Linked DNA regions of Mus musculus: region 1 is linked to region 2. The links are chromatin loops, found by intact Hi-C in ENCODE. Cell type or tissue: left cerebral cortex. All regions are shown on one strand. Links, peaks and the distances in the headings refer to the core of each region. The heading gives the core; the rest is flanking DNA. Region 1 holds the start of Fam120a (family with sequence similarity 120, member A). Region 2 holds the start of Wnk2 (WNK lysine deficient protein kinase 2).

Region 1 (8,324 bases), core at 246-8,245, 180 kb before region 2:
CTATCCCTGAGACCCACACGGAAAGAAACAATTGTCCTCAGACTTCCACATGTGGCCCATGACAAAATGAATTTAAATGTAAATTTAAGATGTAGTTATTACTCTATCAAAGAGATACTCTCTAAATGAAAATGACAGAAAAGTATAACTTTCTGCCAATCTATAAAGCATCAGAAAAGGTGGGTAGTGGTACTTGGGGTAGAAATGGAGAAAACCAACACTGACAGTTTACATGTACGAAATTGTCAAGGAATAAATAAATAAGGTATCCTATTTCAAAACGCCAGAAAGTGTGAGAAAAAAAAGCAGTTTCAATATTTTGTAACAGAAATGATTTTACACAATATAATATACATAGGTGTTTATGTCAGTTTCTTTACCAATATTTATCTTTTTTTTAAAAAGTAGTTTGCTGGGGGTGGGTGGGTATGGGGGACTTTTGGTATAGCATTGGAAATGTAAATGAGCTAAATACCTAATTAAAAAATGGAAAAAAAGTAGTTTGCATACAGTAAAAATAATTTTTAGCTTATCTTACATGTACAGTTTTGATTTTTAAATGTTATCGTCACTGTAACAGAGAACAGTTTGGTATCCACCTGACACTTTGAGAACTTGGCTTGCATGTATGTATACACGTGTGATGCATGTGTGTGCATGTGAATACACACATGCTGTGTGGAAGCCAGGGGTTGACGGGTGTCTTCACATGGAACTTACTGGTCAGCAAGCCATGGGGATCTTGTCACCCTACCAGCACTGTGGTTGGAGCTACACAGTGCAATACTCAGCTTTTTCTGTGGGTGTTGGGGTTCTACTTTAGACCCTCTTTCTGTACAGCAGGCACTGCCAGTACTGAGCCACCTCCACAACTGCTCGTTGTTTTGTGGGTGAAGGTGGTGGGTTTTTTCCTAAGGCAAGTTCTCATGGAGCCTAGGATGGCCACTACCAGGCTACGCAGGCAAGGATAGCTCTGAACTTCTGCTCCTCCTACCCTACGTTCTGAGTACTGAGACTAGAGGTGTGTGCCACTATGTCCAGTTTTTGCAGTGCTGGGCATGGACCCCTAGACTTCACACATGTGGGGCAAACATTCTCAGGCCCAACACCAGTGTCTATGGGAATAAAGTTTCATTAAGAAGATACCAATTGGCCCTGGAAGAGCACTAGCTCCTCCGGAGGACCTGAGTTCAATTCCCAGCAACCACACGGTAGCTCACAACAATCTGTAACTCCGATTCCAGGAAATCCAACGTCTTATTCTGACCTTTCAAGGCACCAGGCACAAAAGAGGTGCACAGACATAATGCAGGCAGAACACCCAGAAACATTATAAATAAAATAAGGACCACCCAATTCCAGCTGCTCGCCCATTCTGGAAGATAGTGATAGTGCATCACTGGTTAAGTATCTGTGAGCCTCCAGAAAACATTTAAAAATCCAACACACAGACACACACATTGAAACATACACTTTCTTAAACAGAGACCACCGAAGATAATTTTTATGACTCCAAAATCATCCTTTTTAAAACATACACAATCATTACTTTAAACACTATCTTTAGTTTAATGTGTGAGAATGTTCTGCTTGCTTGTATGCACCTGTGCCACTTTCCCGTCTGGTGCTGTGGAAGTCAGAGGAGGGCTTCAGATGCCCTGGAGCTGGAGTATTAGATGATCAGGAGCCACCACGTGGGTGCTGGGAATCATGTGGGCCCTCTGCAAAAGCATGTGCCCTAACCACAAAGCCATCGCCCAGGCCCGCAAATCACCCTTGTGATACTGCACTACCCTCAGGGATGCTGAAGTACACAGGACTGCTCTCTTGTTTTAAAATAGTTCCCAGAATTCTGTCTCTGCTTTTTACAGCTTCACATCTTCTCTCTGGTGCCACCTTTTGCTATTAATGGAGCTCCTGCCTCCAGCAAACTATCTTTTTCACCTCTCCTCAGAGTTGAGAAAGTGGACAGCCAGGATTGCTAGAATTGCATCTACAAAGACTAGAGAAGGCTGAGAGACAGAGCAGGCAGGAAAGGCAACACTGTCTCAGGAGTGCACACACACACAACAGATATAGAGACAAGGACAGACAGAGGAGACTCTAATCTGAAGTAATATTCAATCTTTTATTGAATGTCTCTGCTGACTAAAAATACAGCCCTGTGCAGTTAGCAAAAGCAGGTAAAATAAAACTCTTTTTGTGTCTTAGATGTTACTTCCCATCACTAAGCAACACTAAAGCAGGTCCATTTCCAGGCTGTCCACTAGAGGTAGATCACAGAGCAACAGCTTTGCTTTCCCCCTCTGAGAGCCCCAGGCTACAGAGAAAAAGTGAGAGGCACACACTGCCTCTCACACGAACTCCCTAAGAAATGTCAGGCTGTGTATCTGCCATATTCCTGGGCCAATCACCAGGCATCCAGCCACCCCCACCCACACACTTAAACACAACTTCACCAATTGCAACAGGACCCTGGGTGGGACTTCCGCAATCATTTTAGGCTTAACTACCACCATCACCACTGCCAGCAGGGATGGTCAGGAAGAGGGAGACATGCTAAAAGTTGTAACTCAAGCTCAGTTTCCAAAGAAAAGAGCAAGTTGGAAGACAGTAGCAAGTCTTAAAAACTCAAACAGCCTCACCCCTCCCCAAAGAAGTGTTTAAAAAAAAAATCATGAAAATGCAAAGCTATTCAAAGTTGAGGATCAGTTAGGTGCTCGGCTCTCAATCAACCTCGGAGCCCTTAAGTTCTCTGGCCCAATTCTGGCTGCAGAACCTTCTGCCAACGGGACAGCAGAGGGCTAACATGTGGAGCTCTCCCTCCTTACCCACCAATCAGGGCTAGTGAAGGTCACTCAACACTTCCTGTGCAGCAGAAAAACAGCTCTCACAAGCTCCTGCCTATGCCAAACGACCCCCAAATTCTTCTTCCTGGTCCTAATTGCTACCTTCATAGTAGACATACAGAACTGAACCACTTTAAAACTCAGAGAACTGACAAGAGCCCATCTCATCAAATTCACAGTACCATGAAATCTAAAACCAAAACGTTACCATAGACAATTTCTCCAAACATCTCATTTTCAAAGGTAGAAGAGCAGGGCATCTGCCTTGAGAATTAAGAGATCAGCCCTGGTTTATAACAAGGTTCCTTCCTCTCCCACAGCTTTGGAGGCTCTGTTTTCAGCTTCCTGTGCCTAAGGTCCTGGCAATATACTCTCATTATTTATTCTCCAGACTTCCAAGATAAACCTGTTGCTGGGAAAGAGTGGGTTAATTTCGACAGATGGGTATATGCTTAAGGATAAGGCCAGTGGGTAGCCTGTCGGCCTCTCAGGGGAGGAGAAAGACTGAGGATGTGGGAGACGACACCACCGATCCCACTTTGGGTGAGGGTCTATCCACCAGCCTCAAGTGTCATATGAACAAGTCTATGGGCCCACAGAGGCCAGAGAGTAGGGAGGAATGTGGTGGGTAGACTTCAACCACACCAGGCCTAAAGGCCCGGGCATCCATCTTGCTCTAGGGCCCCTCTGCCTAGCTTGCATCAAGCCTGGGCATGGTGACACGCTATGTCCCGAGAGGGGCCCTGAGAGACACTGAAGCCTGCTGAGGCCTTCCACGGGCAGGGGCACCCAGGACTCACTCTGGGCTAGGCTGGGCTTCCCGGAACTAGTTCAGCGCTGACAGTGACCTAAGAGACCTCCCAAGTCCAACCCAAATCCAAGCCCAAAAAGACCCTAGGCCAAGCCCCAAACCCCTGGGCCAAGGAACCTCAGACTCAACTCTGATCGCTACCCAAGCAATCCCAGGCCCAGCCCGAAGCGCGAAGAGGCCTGTAGCCCAACTGTGACTCCTGTCCAAGTGACCCCAGACCCCAACCCTGACCCAAACCCGAAGGGAATCGGTCCAAAGGGCACCAGGCCCGATCCTGACTCAGGCCCAAAGAGACCCCAGCCCCAGCCCTGGGAGACCCCGGCGAACCGGCTGCAGCCGCACCTTGACGTGGAAGCGGATGAGCGCCAGGCGGATGCAGTGGGCCATACAGACCGGAGGCAGGAACCAGACCTTGGGCGGTGGCGTGCCCTTGTTCTGGACATGGCTGACGATCTGCTGCGCTGTCTGGCGCTCGTTGCCCTGCCGCTTGACCCACTCGTGCAGCCGGGCCTTCTCGAGCGCGCCATTGAAGAAGACGAAGAGCTCGATGTTGCCTCCGAAGCAGGCCTTGGCCAGAGCCGCCAGGTAGCCGAGCATGTGGTTCCACTGGCCGCCGCTCACCCAGTCGGTGTAGAAGCCACCGTACAGGCGATGCAGGCAGTTGTCGGCATCCACCAGCAGGCGCAGCGGGGTCTGCGGGGGCCGCTGCCGCCCGCCGCCCACCAGGCTGCCCCGGGCCAGCTTCTGCAGCTCCACCGGCACCACGGCGCTCGGACAGTGCTTCTCGATGTAGTCCTGGAAGCCCTGCACGCCCATGGCGGCGGCGGCGGGGCGCGCGCGCGCGGGCGGCGGCGGGGCCGGCGGCGGCGGGGCTGGGGGCGGCAGGGCCGTGGCGCGGCCGGCGGGCGCGGGCAGCCTCAGGGCTGGCTGGGGCTGGCCGGGGGCGCGCTCACGGCCGCCGCGGCCGCCATGTGCTGCCGCCTCCCAGGGCCATGTCTGGGGAGGGACCTGCGCCGCCGCCGCGCTCTGCGAGGCCGAGGCCGAAGCTGGGCCGGGCGGGGCGGCGCTGACGTCGGGCCCGCCCGCGCGGACGCGGGAGGCGGAAGAGGCGGCGCCGGGGCCGCGGCCGGGCTCCCGGGGCGGCGGCGGCGGGGCGGAGAAGGCGGAGCGCTACTCGGCTTGTCGGGCCCTTTAGGGGGCCGCAGCCGGGCGGGTTCGGGGAGGCGCCTGGGCCCGTGCAGGCCGCGCCCGGAGGCCGCGGCCTCCGAGGCTGGCTCCGCCCCGCTCGCGGCTGCGGGCCCGGTAGGCGTGGCCGGCAGCCAGCGCTCCTCCTCCGCCGCGTGTGTCGCGCGGCGGGGTTAGGGGGAGCCTGGAGCCCGGGAGCGCGAGCCGCGGAGGAGGACGGCGGCGACAAGATGGCGTCGCTCCCGGGACGGGACGGCGGCTTCACGGCCTGGTGTCGGGACCCGGCTGAGGAGACTCCCCGAGAGGGGCAAGCCTCCCCGGCGTGCGCCGCCCTCCGGAGACGAGCGGACGTGCGCTGCCTCCAGGGGCTCGGGCTGCGAGGGTCCGGCTAAACCCAGGCGCCGACGGTACGTATGCTGAGCCAGGACCAAACGTTCTGAAGGAGAAGCTGTCCGCTGGGGACCTGGGCACGTAGCTCAGTTGGCACAGTGCTTGTCTGGGATCTTCGATCGCCCAGGGTTCGATTCCCGCGTGTTGCTTAGGCCGTAATCCCAGCATTCTGAAGTGGAGAGTAGAGGATCAGAGAAGTTCAAGGTCATTCCATCCAATTGGAAGCCAGCCTGGGCTACATGAAACCCGCCTCCCGCTCCCCCTTCCCCCAAGAAAAAGGAGCGGTTTTTTTTGTTTGTTTTGTTTTGTTTTTTTGCTTACCTTCAATTTTTCATCTGTTCTTTTTCTAGACAAGCCGCTGCTGGAGCGGGGTGCACTGGACACAGGAGTGACCCATCCATCGCACAGAACACCAAGTTCATGCAGACTCAAAGCCCCCCATCAGAGTCTTCGAGAATAGGCAAACTGAATTCTATAGTTTCTTTTAATTTTTTTTTCTTTTAAAGACTATTTTTATTCTTTGACAGTTTCATGCGTGTATACAATGAACTGTGATCATAACACCCCATTCTTCCACCAATCTCAAACACAGGCTCCTGTGATGTAGACAGATGAAATGCGCTTAGGGCCTTGATGGATTTTCCTTAATTTTTTTAAACCCGATACGTTATGCCACTTATGTATAAAATTAGTGATGAGGCCACTAGTCCGCCTAGCTGAGTAGAAAACTTAATCCCAGAGTAAGTAATTCCATGTCATTTAGAAATTAAGATTACACTTAAAGCCTCACTAAATAATAACATCCCCCAAAATAATCAAGTTTTATGTAATTCACAGCTAGTATACAAGATTGCACATGAATCACTTGTATTTTCTTAACAAGATTACATTCCATATATATTTCATTCACTTGTTTAGGTTTGTGTTTATTTTTGTTGTGGTTTCTTGTTTGCTGGCCTGCTTGGGCTAGCCCTTTGCCATCCTGACTGCCTGGCCTGTTTTTTATTTCTTTTAAACATTACTGCTTTTATTTATTTATTTTAAAAAGGGAGAGGGGAGAAAGCTTTTGTGCTAGCACCCATGATTTTGGAATTAAGCATACATTTTATTTTAAGACCGTAGGATGGTGATCCTTCTAAAAGAAAGTATCACTCTCCTTAAGAGAGCCTTGGCTTTCTGTGGCCTCCCAGGTTGTTATACAGATGTTAGCAATGCCAGCTTTTGTAGTCACTTCTGTACTCTGTGATTGTATAGACTGTGCTTTGGAATTTTGAGAACTTTAAAATTCATTTTCATAATAAAAGCCCTCAAAATTTCATCATGCTTGCTTTCCCTGTTTAACTGTGTATGCCCTCCAAACTTATTAATGATTGGGAAATTGTTTGGCTAACAACGCTATAAAGAAAATTCAGGAGTTGAGTGATGTTTAAATTTTCTAAATATCTAAATCCTATTTGAAAAATACTAAATCTTAGAGTCTGCTTGGGAATACAATATGATTAGGGACTTTTTTTTCTCCATTTAGGGCTGTATTAGAGAAACTTTTCATGAAGTGATTACCACACTACTGAGGGGAAAAATAAATGAATAATACTGCATGACCATAGACTTCCAAGAATTCTCACCCTTTTAATTCCAGAACTCAGGATGCAGAGGCAGGTGGACCTGGGTGAATTGAAGGACAATCTTCTGTACCTAATGAGTTCCAGGTCACCAGTGCTACACAGAGAGACAGAGAGACCCTGTCTCCCCGACTGCCTCCAAAAAAAAAAAAAGGATTATGACTACTAGATTAATAGAGAGAGCCAGCCAGCCACAGAGCACAGAACTTAAGCAGGCGGGGGCGGGGGGGGGGGGGGGGCGGGAGTTTACTCTCAGCATTTCAACTTGTTTCCCATCGGCTAATTTACTTACAGCTTAAAGCAGGAAAATGTTGCCCTTTTTTTGGTTTGGGAGTTGGGGTTGGGTTTTGGGAATTTTCGAGGTTTCACTCATAGCCCAAGATGCCCTGGACCCCACTGTGCAGCCAGCCAGCCTCAATATACAGCAATCATCCTCAGCCCCCTGAGACCTGGGATTGCAAGTGCAGGGCATGTTGCCCGCCCAACATGATGCCTACCCGACACGCCCCGAGATCAGGAGGAGAGATCAGGAGGAGACACGGTATTCCCGCTGGGGTTTGATTCCTGGGGTGTGCCTAGCCCTAACCTGTGCCTGGGTGCGACTTCAGAGTCCCCACAGAGCATGCGCACGCTTGGTCTGCATGCAGTCTCAGGCTGTTCTAGTCTGGGGGCTTCTGGTACTCTGGGATTAAGCTTTCTACTCAGCTAGGCGGACTAGAAATGTTCTCTTCACAGCTGCGAATTCATTTTCGCTTTGAGCTGTTTTAAAAATACATTTTATGGGAAAGTAAGATTCTAACTTTTGGGTGTGTCTTAATTAGGCTTTCTCTTGCTGTGGTGGAACACCAGGACCAAAAGCAGCTTGGGTTGGAAAGTATTTCTTTCACTTACACTTGAGCTTTCCTTACTGAAGGGAAATCGAAGCAAGACCTCAAACAAAGCAGGCACCTAAGGCAGGAAGGAGCTAATGCAGTGGCTGCAAACGGTGACTGCTCATTGGCTTGCTCGGCCAGCTTGCTTTTATAACCCAACCACCAGGCCAGGAATGACTCCACCCACAAATGGCTGGGCCCTCCCACGTTAATCATTAAGAAAATGCCTTACAGACTTGTGTACAGCCTGATCTTGAAGAGGCATTTTCTCAGTTGAAATCCCTTCTCTTAGATGACTCTGGCTTGTGTCGAGTTGACATAAAACTAGCCAGTACAGCACAGATAAAGAGAAGAGTCCTAACCAGGTGGTGTGGTGCCCGCCTGTGATCCCAGCATTCTGAGTTCAAGGACAGCTGGGTCTATCTACAGAGTAGGTTCCAAGATAGGGCTAGACAGAGAAACCCTATCTTGAAAGACCAAAAAAGACGATGAAGAAAGAAAAGAGCAAATTCCTGGAATGGTTACTATGTGAAGAGCTACTTCCCATGTCAGCCATAAGTCCCTGCATGTCCTTGAGGCTGGAATTGCCCCTTGC
Region 2 (8,324 bases), core at 155-8,154:
TCTATAGCCCATACCCTGATGGGGTCCTCAGCACAGGAGGCATAGGGATCCTACCCTGACCCAGGGCAGAGACTCTGGCTCCTCTCTCCTAGCCTATGCCCTGATCTGGGTATCTGTAGAATCCCTGCTGCCCAACTATCTCCTCCACCCAGGATACCACGCAGGGGCCTCTGGGTGGGTTCTCCCAGAGCTCTATACAGCAAGCCTGTGCCCCACACCCCAGTCAGGCTTCTGCCATCTCCCAGATCCTGTGACACCCAGCCATCTCCTGAACAGTATCAGACAGTTAATCAGTGTTTCCAGGACTGACATGACTTGTGTGTGATCTGGAGGCTCTCATCCAGGGGGCTCTAAGCAGGCCCAGACCCCTGTCATGTGAGCTGTCCCCAGGGTGGTCCAGATAAAGGAGGGTAACCCCATACAATGCATTGCAGCCCAAGCCATGCATTAACAGCACCTCTCACTGAAGAAGATGTGAAGGCATTTTCCCCATCTACTGGGGGGCTCTCAGTCTCCCCCAAGCAAGGAACAGCACTAAAATCCAGAAGCTACCCCATTTTTACCTCGAGCCAAGTATCCAAAGACCCCTGGCCAGGGTCCAGGCCCCACCCTCTGCTGCCCCGCCCACAACAAGGGCAGGCTGTCTTGCCTTGCCTTAAAGGGAAGGAATTAACAAGAGTCCCAGGACTCTGCAATGCCTCCGCCAGATAGGCAGGCTTGGCCTGTGGAAGTCTCTCACATCCAGCCTACTGGAGCACCGCTGCTCTGTCCTCTACCCTCAGTGACATTCCATAGTAGCAGCACCAGCAGGTGCTCAGAGAGCCACGCTGGCCATCTGGCAAGAGCAGGAAGGCGGGGAGCCAAGAATCATGCTATTCTCCAGAATCGAGACTCACATCCCCTTGCTTGATCCTCTCTCCTGTGTGCCTCTTCAGGTAGCAGGGACACAGGGCATACACCCTTCAGGACCCTGGGCCACAGAATTTGCCCCTCCCCATCCCCACCCATTCTGCACAATCAAGACTCTCTCTCTGCAAGGTCTAGGACAGTGATTCTCAATCTGTGGGTCAAGACCCTTCCAGAGGGGTCACCTAAGACTATGGAGAAACACAGATACTTATGATTCATAACAGTAGCAAAATTACAGTTACAAAGTAGCAATGAAAATAATTTGGTAGTTGGGGGTTCCCTAAGACTATTGGAAAACAGATATTTACATTGTGGTTTATAACAGTAGCAAAATTACAGTTACGAAGTAGCAATGGAAGTAATTTTCTGGTTGGGGGGGGAGTGGTCACCACAACATAAGGAACTGTATCAAAAGGGTTGCAGTGTTGGGGAGGTTGAGAAGCACTCCACTAAACATGCCAGGCAAAAGTCAGGGGTGATCCTCATAGGAACCACGAAGGAGGAAGGAAACTCAACTCCTGCTGAAAGTCTCCACTGACCCTCGCATGTGAAGCCGTATTCCCATTTCAGCACCAAAGGGCAGTATGGAGACAAGACCTTTGAAGCTCTTTGTCTCAGAACTGATGACAGGTCACCTCTGAAATGAGCCCAGCTTGTACACGCACGCAGAGAGCACCCTGCAGGTGCTGAGAACACAGCACCTGCATCCCATTTCCCAGCCAAAAGTGCAGGCATCCTGCACCGGACAGCAGCCCTGGCACCCAGCTCACCCAGGTTTGCCCAGGATGCATCAGCCCTGGAAGGGCCAGCTAACTTTAAGGGCCAGCGGGTAGGCTTACACCTCCAGCCAGCACTCTCCCAGCTGGCCCCTGCCTGACAGCTGCCCCTCCCTCCCAGTAAGGGAGGGCCTGTAAACACCCCTTGTGACAGGAGCTGCCTCCTCTTCCAAGGCTGGCCCCAGGACGGCTAGGGTTGCGGTTTATATAATCTTCAGGGCCAGGGCTGACACAGCTAACGTGAGGGCAAGGTTATGAAAAATACATGCTGAGCCTCTGCTTCCAGAAAAGAAAGGAAAGAAAAAAAAAGAGAGAGATACAAGAGAAAGGTGGAAGGAAGAAAGGGGGTGGAGAAGAGGGAAAGAGAGAGAAAGAAAAAAGGCAGGCCTTTTTTTCCCCCATAATTTTCACTCACACAGCTAACGTGTGAACAAACCAGGCTCTTAGAACACCAGGAGGCTGCTGACAGGGCTTCTTGGCCTTGGCCAGCAGAACACCAAAGACCCACCAATCATCATTCCTGAATCTGAGGAAACCCTTGCAGGCATCTGCAGTTATCACACATACATCTTGCAGGGTACAGGAAAAATGCTAATTTGAGGACAGCTGGGAGCTTCCAAGCCACCTAGAAAAGGGCCTAAAGACAGCCTTCTCTCTCACTACCCTCCAGTCCCTACTGAGCCAGTACAAGTGGGTTCTGTGGACGGACAAGGAGCATGGGCTGACAGAACGAACCTCCACTGACCACTCCAGAGCCTATGTCACCATGGGCACAGCACATACCCAGCCTTGACCTCCAAGATGGCAAGCCTCAACCTGTGTGTGCACAGGTCCAGAAACAGCACCAACAGGCTAGCCATACACGAGGCACATATCCTGCAGGACACCCACACAGAGGGTGACACATACCAGCCACCATCCCCAGGGCTGCCTAAAGCCCTTCATATGAGCAAGGACACACCCAAGGACGCATTTGCGGACAGCCCACCTGCGGGGCAGCGGCGCTCACCTGCAGTTCACACCATGCTACCTCCACCCAGGTCTCCGTGTCCAGCCCCTTGTAGACCGTCTTGAAGGAGCCCCGGCCCAGCTCGATGTCGAACTTGAGGAAGCGGCCGTCCAAAGAGGTGGCCACGGCCTTGAGGTCGTCCTCATCGTCTTCCTCCTCTTCAGGTTCATCCTTGCGTGCGCGCCCGGGCTCCGGCTTTGCCTCGGTGGTTCCAGCGTCCTCCTGTGTTGGGGCCGGCGCCTCTTCCTGCCTCGGGCCGCCGTCGGGGACCTGCGCGGCTGCGGCTGAGGCGGTGGTGGGATCTGGGCTGGGCTCCTGCGTGCCCGCTCGCTCCGGGCCAGGGTCCGAGGGGACACTCGGGGAGCCGGGAGGCGCAGCGGGCGCGGCGGGCGCGGGCGCGGCGGGGCGGCCCCGGGCGCGCTCCGCGATGAGCCGGCGCGTCTTGCAGAGTAGAAGCACCCTGCGCTGCAGAGGCTGTGGGGGCTGCGCGCTCGGCGTCTCGGCCGCCTCCAGGCCCGGCGGCTCCTCCTGGTCCGACTCCACCACGCTGCGCCGCAGGAAGCGCTGGGGCCCGAGCCGCGCCGCCCTCGCCCGCGGCTCCGCCATGCCCGCCGACCCCGTGCCGCGCCCGGCTTCCATCAGCGCGCCGGGGGCGTCTCGGCGGCCGCCATCGCCGTCCATCTCTGCGGGCCAAGGACACACGGACCCTGCGTGAGCGCCAGCCCCGCCGCACCTGCCTGGGCCGCGGGATGAGACAGCGCCGCCTCTGGGCCCGCGCCCTGCCCAGCCCCACCGCAGAAGTGACCTGCCGGGCGGTCCTCTGCGGGCTCCGGGGAGAGGGCTGCAGACCGGACCCCGAGGCGAGGATTGCAAGGGGATGCCCTGCTTCACTCAGCTCCGAGCCGGGAACACGGCCTGTCTCTAGCTGTCCCAGGGACTCCAGGAGGGACGACCTGCTAGGTGTCCCTGAGGGCTCAAAGGAGCTACAGAAGGGCTCGGGAGGCTGGAGAAAGGGGTCAAGGCCAGTACTGGAGCGACCCCGCTAGGCTATCCCGCGAGCGGGTGGGGAAGGGACAGGGAGGCCGGGGTAAAGGGAAGCACCGGACAGGAGCAGGCTCCACAAAGGACGCGGGCCCGGGGCGCGCGGGGAGGGGGCTGCGGCGGCGCGGCGCGCACACAAAGGCGGCGAACGGGAGAGCTCGATACTCACAGGGCGAGCGGGCGCTGTCCATGCCCGCAGCCCGGGGACCCGGGCGAGCGAGGAGGGCGAGGCCGCGCTCCGGGGCCAGAGTCCTCTCTCGGGGCCGCGTCGCGCTGGGGCGGGGTCCTGGCTGCAGCGGGGGTCGCCAGGCCGTTCTGCTCCTACGATGCTGCTCCCTCGGGCCGGGCCGCTGCGGGGCCGCGCTCCCGCGTGCTCCTGCCGGCTCCGCGCGCCTCCGCTCCCGCACCGGCTCCGAACTAGCGCGCGGGGAGGGCGGGGCTTCCGTTCGTCCCACCCTCCCCAAGACCGGAGCGCGGGGCGGGGCCTGACACGCCCACCTGGCTGCGGCTGAGCGCCGCCACCTGCGGGATGCTCCCCATGGCCTCCACCTGCGGCAAGGGTTCCAGGCCGGCGCCTGGCCCTGAAGCTCTTTGGAAGTGGTCCGCTGAACTGTGGGGCCTTGAGGGGCTCTATTTTCCCCGGAGGTGGCAGGCCACAGACAACGTGACTTAGCCAGAGAGCCAAATCCTGGAACCTATGCCAAGACAAAACAGACAACCTCAGGATATCCTAGGTGCCCAAGTATGGTTGCAAAATTGGAGTGTCTTCTGGGCCTTTCTGTACTGCCAGGATATGGGAAAACCTCACTATCATCCACGGACGTTGGTACCAGTAAGCGCTGTGTCCCTCTTTTCCATTAAGCAAATCCAGATCTCAAAGACAGATGTCCTTTTGCCCTGATCAGTAGCGTGGTGGCCCAAGCCTATAATCCCAACACCGGTGGGGGAGGGCTGTGGGGGGCAGAGGATACTTGATCCAGGAGTTGGGTCACGTGGCAATAAAGGAACCAGGAACCGTCTCAAAAATAAATGAAAAAAAAAAATAGAAAGGATTTCTCTGTCCTAAATCTCAGAGGTCCCAAGATGGAAACTGGAAAAGGTTTCCAGAAACCCCTTGACTTACCATATTGATTGCCATCTTTCCCCACCCTCAACCCCCTCAGGAGCTTCTCTCTCCACCCCCTGAGCTACTCAATTACCCCAGACAAGCCCTTGCCCCGGGCATCTCTGAACCTGACTGCAAGGGTCACAGAAGACTGACCTGATTTCTGAGCCCATGCCAGGCACCTGCACCTGGGCTCACCAGTTGTGATGCACATCATTGGGGTCACTTCACCTGAAGAAAACAGCGCAAAGGAAGTTACCAGCATGTTCTGATCTCTTTGCTCATCCTGATGGTATGGCACCCTGTCAAAGATGCAAGTTACAAATGTGAACCGATGGCCAGCGGCTGCTGGCCTTAGAGCCTTTGACACCAGCAACTCATAAGACAGAAAAGCCAACAGAGGCAACACATCCTTCACGATTAAAGGGAAGCAAATGCAGACAGAGCTGTTACCCAGTGACAGGGTTTCCCTGGCCCTGCTAGGGGCTGTCAGTGGATGCTGATACCAGTCAAAAGTAACTTTAAAAGGCTGATGTTCAAGTCACTTCCTAGCTGAGTTGGGTGGTAGCACACTGTCTCCTTAAAGGGGGAATGCTGGGACTACTTACGTTATGAAAACTGAGAGCCATGAAGTTAGGACTCCAACATATACCCCAGAGACCCAGGGGTTAAATTGTGTACTTGTCACTGGACTGGGCATTTGCCAGATGCCTGTTAATTTATATTATCTCATTTCTCATCTACCTTGGGAGTCAGGCATGAACGTAAAGCCCACTCAACCAGAAGCAGAGCGCAGGTGCCAGCTCTGTGGGTCTGAGTGTCTCTGGAGATGGGGATCCAAGCTGCACCTCCCAAGCTGGGGCAGAATGTGGGTGAGGACCATTACAACTTCACTAAGGAGGCTAAAGACCCCACCCAGTATTGCCTCTCCTAACCTGAGCCTGTAGAATGTAATTTCTCTTGGACAGGGTTTATCCAGCAAAGGCCCTCTGGGTCCTGGCACGTATATGGAAGCTATAATAGGCAGGGCCTGTGTAAGAGAAATCATGACAGAAGAGTCTCAGCATGCTAGTCTGACTGTCTCCCAACAGGACACAGTGACAGCCTGTGGCATATACCTGCTGAGTGACTAGTGATGAAAGCAGCCAGTCACTTACAACACCTAATCGAAGTGTGGTGGTGCATACCTATAACCCTATCACTCAGGAGGCAGAGGCCAGCCTGGGCTACCCAGTGAGACCTCAGCCATACCTACAGCTATTGCCCACACACATTCACACATGTTTGTGAAGAATTATGACCCTACCCACAAAACTGGGCACAGTCCAGGCTGAGACAGATCTCGGAGAGCCTGTGTCTGACTGGGCACCATGTTCTTTGTAACTAACTCCCTGGGTGTGTTTTCCCACAGCCCCACTTGCATAACCTATGGTGAACTCGCTCCCTATGCCAGCCCTTGGAGTCCACAGCTATGAAACTACCGGATAAGGCCATTGATCTCTTTGCAAGGAATCTCAGACTAGTATCACTAACAGGCCCTTGGAATTCCAACAGATGGAAACAAGGACTCCTTGGTATAGAATTTAGCAGCCAGGGACCCACTCTGTACCCTTCTTCAGGTCCCCGGACATCTCTGAGTCTGTCACCCTGATCCTAAACACTTCCCACTGCATGGCTAGATTTCCTAAGGCTCGCAAGCCAAGGCTGTGGGAGGATACTCTGCAAAAGCAACAACCCAAGGGCCTAGATGCAGCATCCTCTTCTGATGCTCAAGAGAACTGTATCCAAGGTTAACCTCCACTTGGAGATGAGGATGCAGAGGGTGAATCCAGGCAGCATTCCACCTTTAGTGGTTGCTCAAGATCCAAAAAAAGGAGGATAGTGACTCCTCTCTGCAGTTCTCATCTTAGCCTCCTCAGCCCTTCAGGTGACAAGACTCACCAAGGTCAGACACCTGAAGGGACATCTGCTCCATGCAGAGGACATGCAATTGGCTCACCTATGGATGGGTACAGCAGTCATGTCCTACTATCTCAGCACACAGTAAGTGCTCAACAGACATCGAGGAAAGGAAGGCAGATAGGAGGACAGGCCGGTCCTGCTGGCTAATGCCAGAGCCCACAAGGCCTTAATTAAAAAGAGGTGTCAGTATTGCCAGGGGAAAGCCTCACCAACCCCCAGGTACTGCTGTCAGGCACAGGTCTCAGCTTGCAGGTGTGCAGGCCTATCTAGAATTCAGGTCTAACACAGCCAGTTCTCATCACTAGTTTTCCCTGGGCCCACCTGGGAAGTTGGGACAGGTGAATGGAAGACACCCACCCTGGTAGTTGCAGCACATGAATGGGGATAGTTCTGGACAAGTGGCCTGCCCGGGGGGGGGGGGGGTCACAGGAAGCCCTCCCTGAGATCTGAGGAAGGATAAGGCAGGACAACCCACATTGTGTGGCCCAAGGCAGGAACAGTTAGGGGACAGAGCCTCAGTCCTGGAGGCGATGGCTGGGGCATGTCCAAGCCACTGTTTGTTCAACACTGTATCTCACTCTCCAATGATAGGAGTTCTTCCTGGGAAGAGCCTTGGGAAGAGGACTGGGTGTCACAGAGGGGCCTTACTACTTTGCCATGCTACAGGAAGGAATGAGGAATCATGTTTCCTCCCAACATTGAGGCACCATTAGAATTCTCTGAACTGTGAGCAGAGGATGTAGCTCAATTGGTAGAGTAGTTGATCACCTAGCAGGAAACAAAGTTGTGATGGCTCGTTTTGGTGGTCCACTGTGAGCAGTGGTTCTTCTGGGCAGGCAGTCCTGGGTTGAATAAGAAAGCAAGCTGAGCCAACAAGTAAGAAGTAAGAAGTGTTCCCCTGTGGTCTCTGTTTCAGTTCCTGCCTCCAGGTTTCTGCCTTGAGCTCCTGCCTCTGATTCCCCCAGTGTTGGACTGTAACCTCTTTTCTTTGTCATTGTTGTTGTTTAGGGTTTGTTTGTTTGTTTCCAAGACCAGTTTCTCTGTGTAGCCCCGACTGTCCTAGAACTCATTCTGTACACCAAGCTGGCTTCAAACTCAAAGATCTACTTGCCTCTGCCTTCCAAGTGCTTGGGTCAAAGGCATGGGCCACCGCTTCCCCATAGACTATAACCTGGAAACCAGATAAACCTTTTTTTTTTTTTTTTTTTTTTTTTGAGAAAGGATTTCTCTGTATAGCCCTGGCTGTTCTGGAACTCACTCTGTACCAGGCTGGCCTAGAACTCAGAAATCTGCCTGCCTCTGCCTCCCGAGTGCTGGGATTAAAGGCTTGCACCACCACGCCCGGCTCAACCATTTCTTCTCCAAGTTGTTTTAGGTCCGTGTTTGATGATAGCAACTGAAAGCCAACTGGGATTGTGTTAACCAGGAGTCGTGATGCATGCCTGTAATTCCAGAACTCGGGAGATGAAACACAGACATCAGAAGTTCAAGGATATCCTAAACTAACATAATAGGTTGGAGG

What was found. A loop is a pair of places that touch in the nucleus more often than their neighbours do. Peaks named below come from ENCODE experiments on the same cell type or tissue, not always from the same donor. Only the 100,000 strongest peaks of a DNase experiment are listed, where the experiment ranks them.
Region 1: it touches region 2 in a loop (2.7-fold over the local background); 1 of 42 quality-filtered maps calls a loop at or near these places.

Annotation. Positions count from the first base shown.
Region 1 is chr13:48,963,353-48,971,676 of GRCm38, forward strand. It overlaps Fam120a (family with sequence similarity 120, member A), which reads right to left and starts at 4,708. Exons shown (of 18, transcript NM_001033268.3): 1 at 4,003-4,708. The coding sequence starts at 4,476. It overlaps Fam120aos (family with sequence similarity 120A, opposite strand), which reads left to right and starts at 4,760. Exons shown (of 2, transcript NR_015601.1): 1 at 4,760-5,252; 2 at 5,586-6,553. In left cerebral cortex, for the core only: CTCF peaks have their summits at 2,264, 4,322 and 5,201; DNase peaks (open chromatin) are centred at 857, 2,445, 3,607, 3,863 and 3 more places; H3K4me3 peaks cover 4,451 bases; H3K27ac peaks cover 2,651 bases.
Region 2 is chr13:49,143,858-49,152,181 of GRCm38, forward strand. It overlaps Wnk2 (WNK lysine deficient protein kinase 2), which reads right to left and starts at 4,471. Exons shown (of 30, transcript NM_001290313.1): 1 at 3,905-4,471; 2 at 2,695-3,377. The coding sequence starts at 3,375. In left cerebral cortex, for the core only: CTCF peaks have their summits at 3,465 and 4,292 (motif pointing left); DNase peaks (open chromatin) are centred at 1,834, 2,297, 2,562, 3,208 and 2 more places; H3K4me3 peaks cover 4,451 bases; H3K27ac peaks cover 3,405 bases.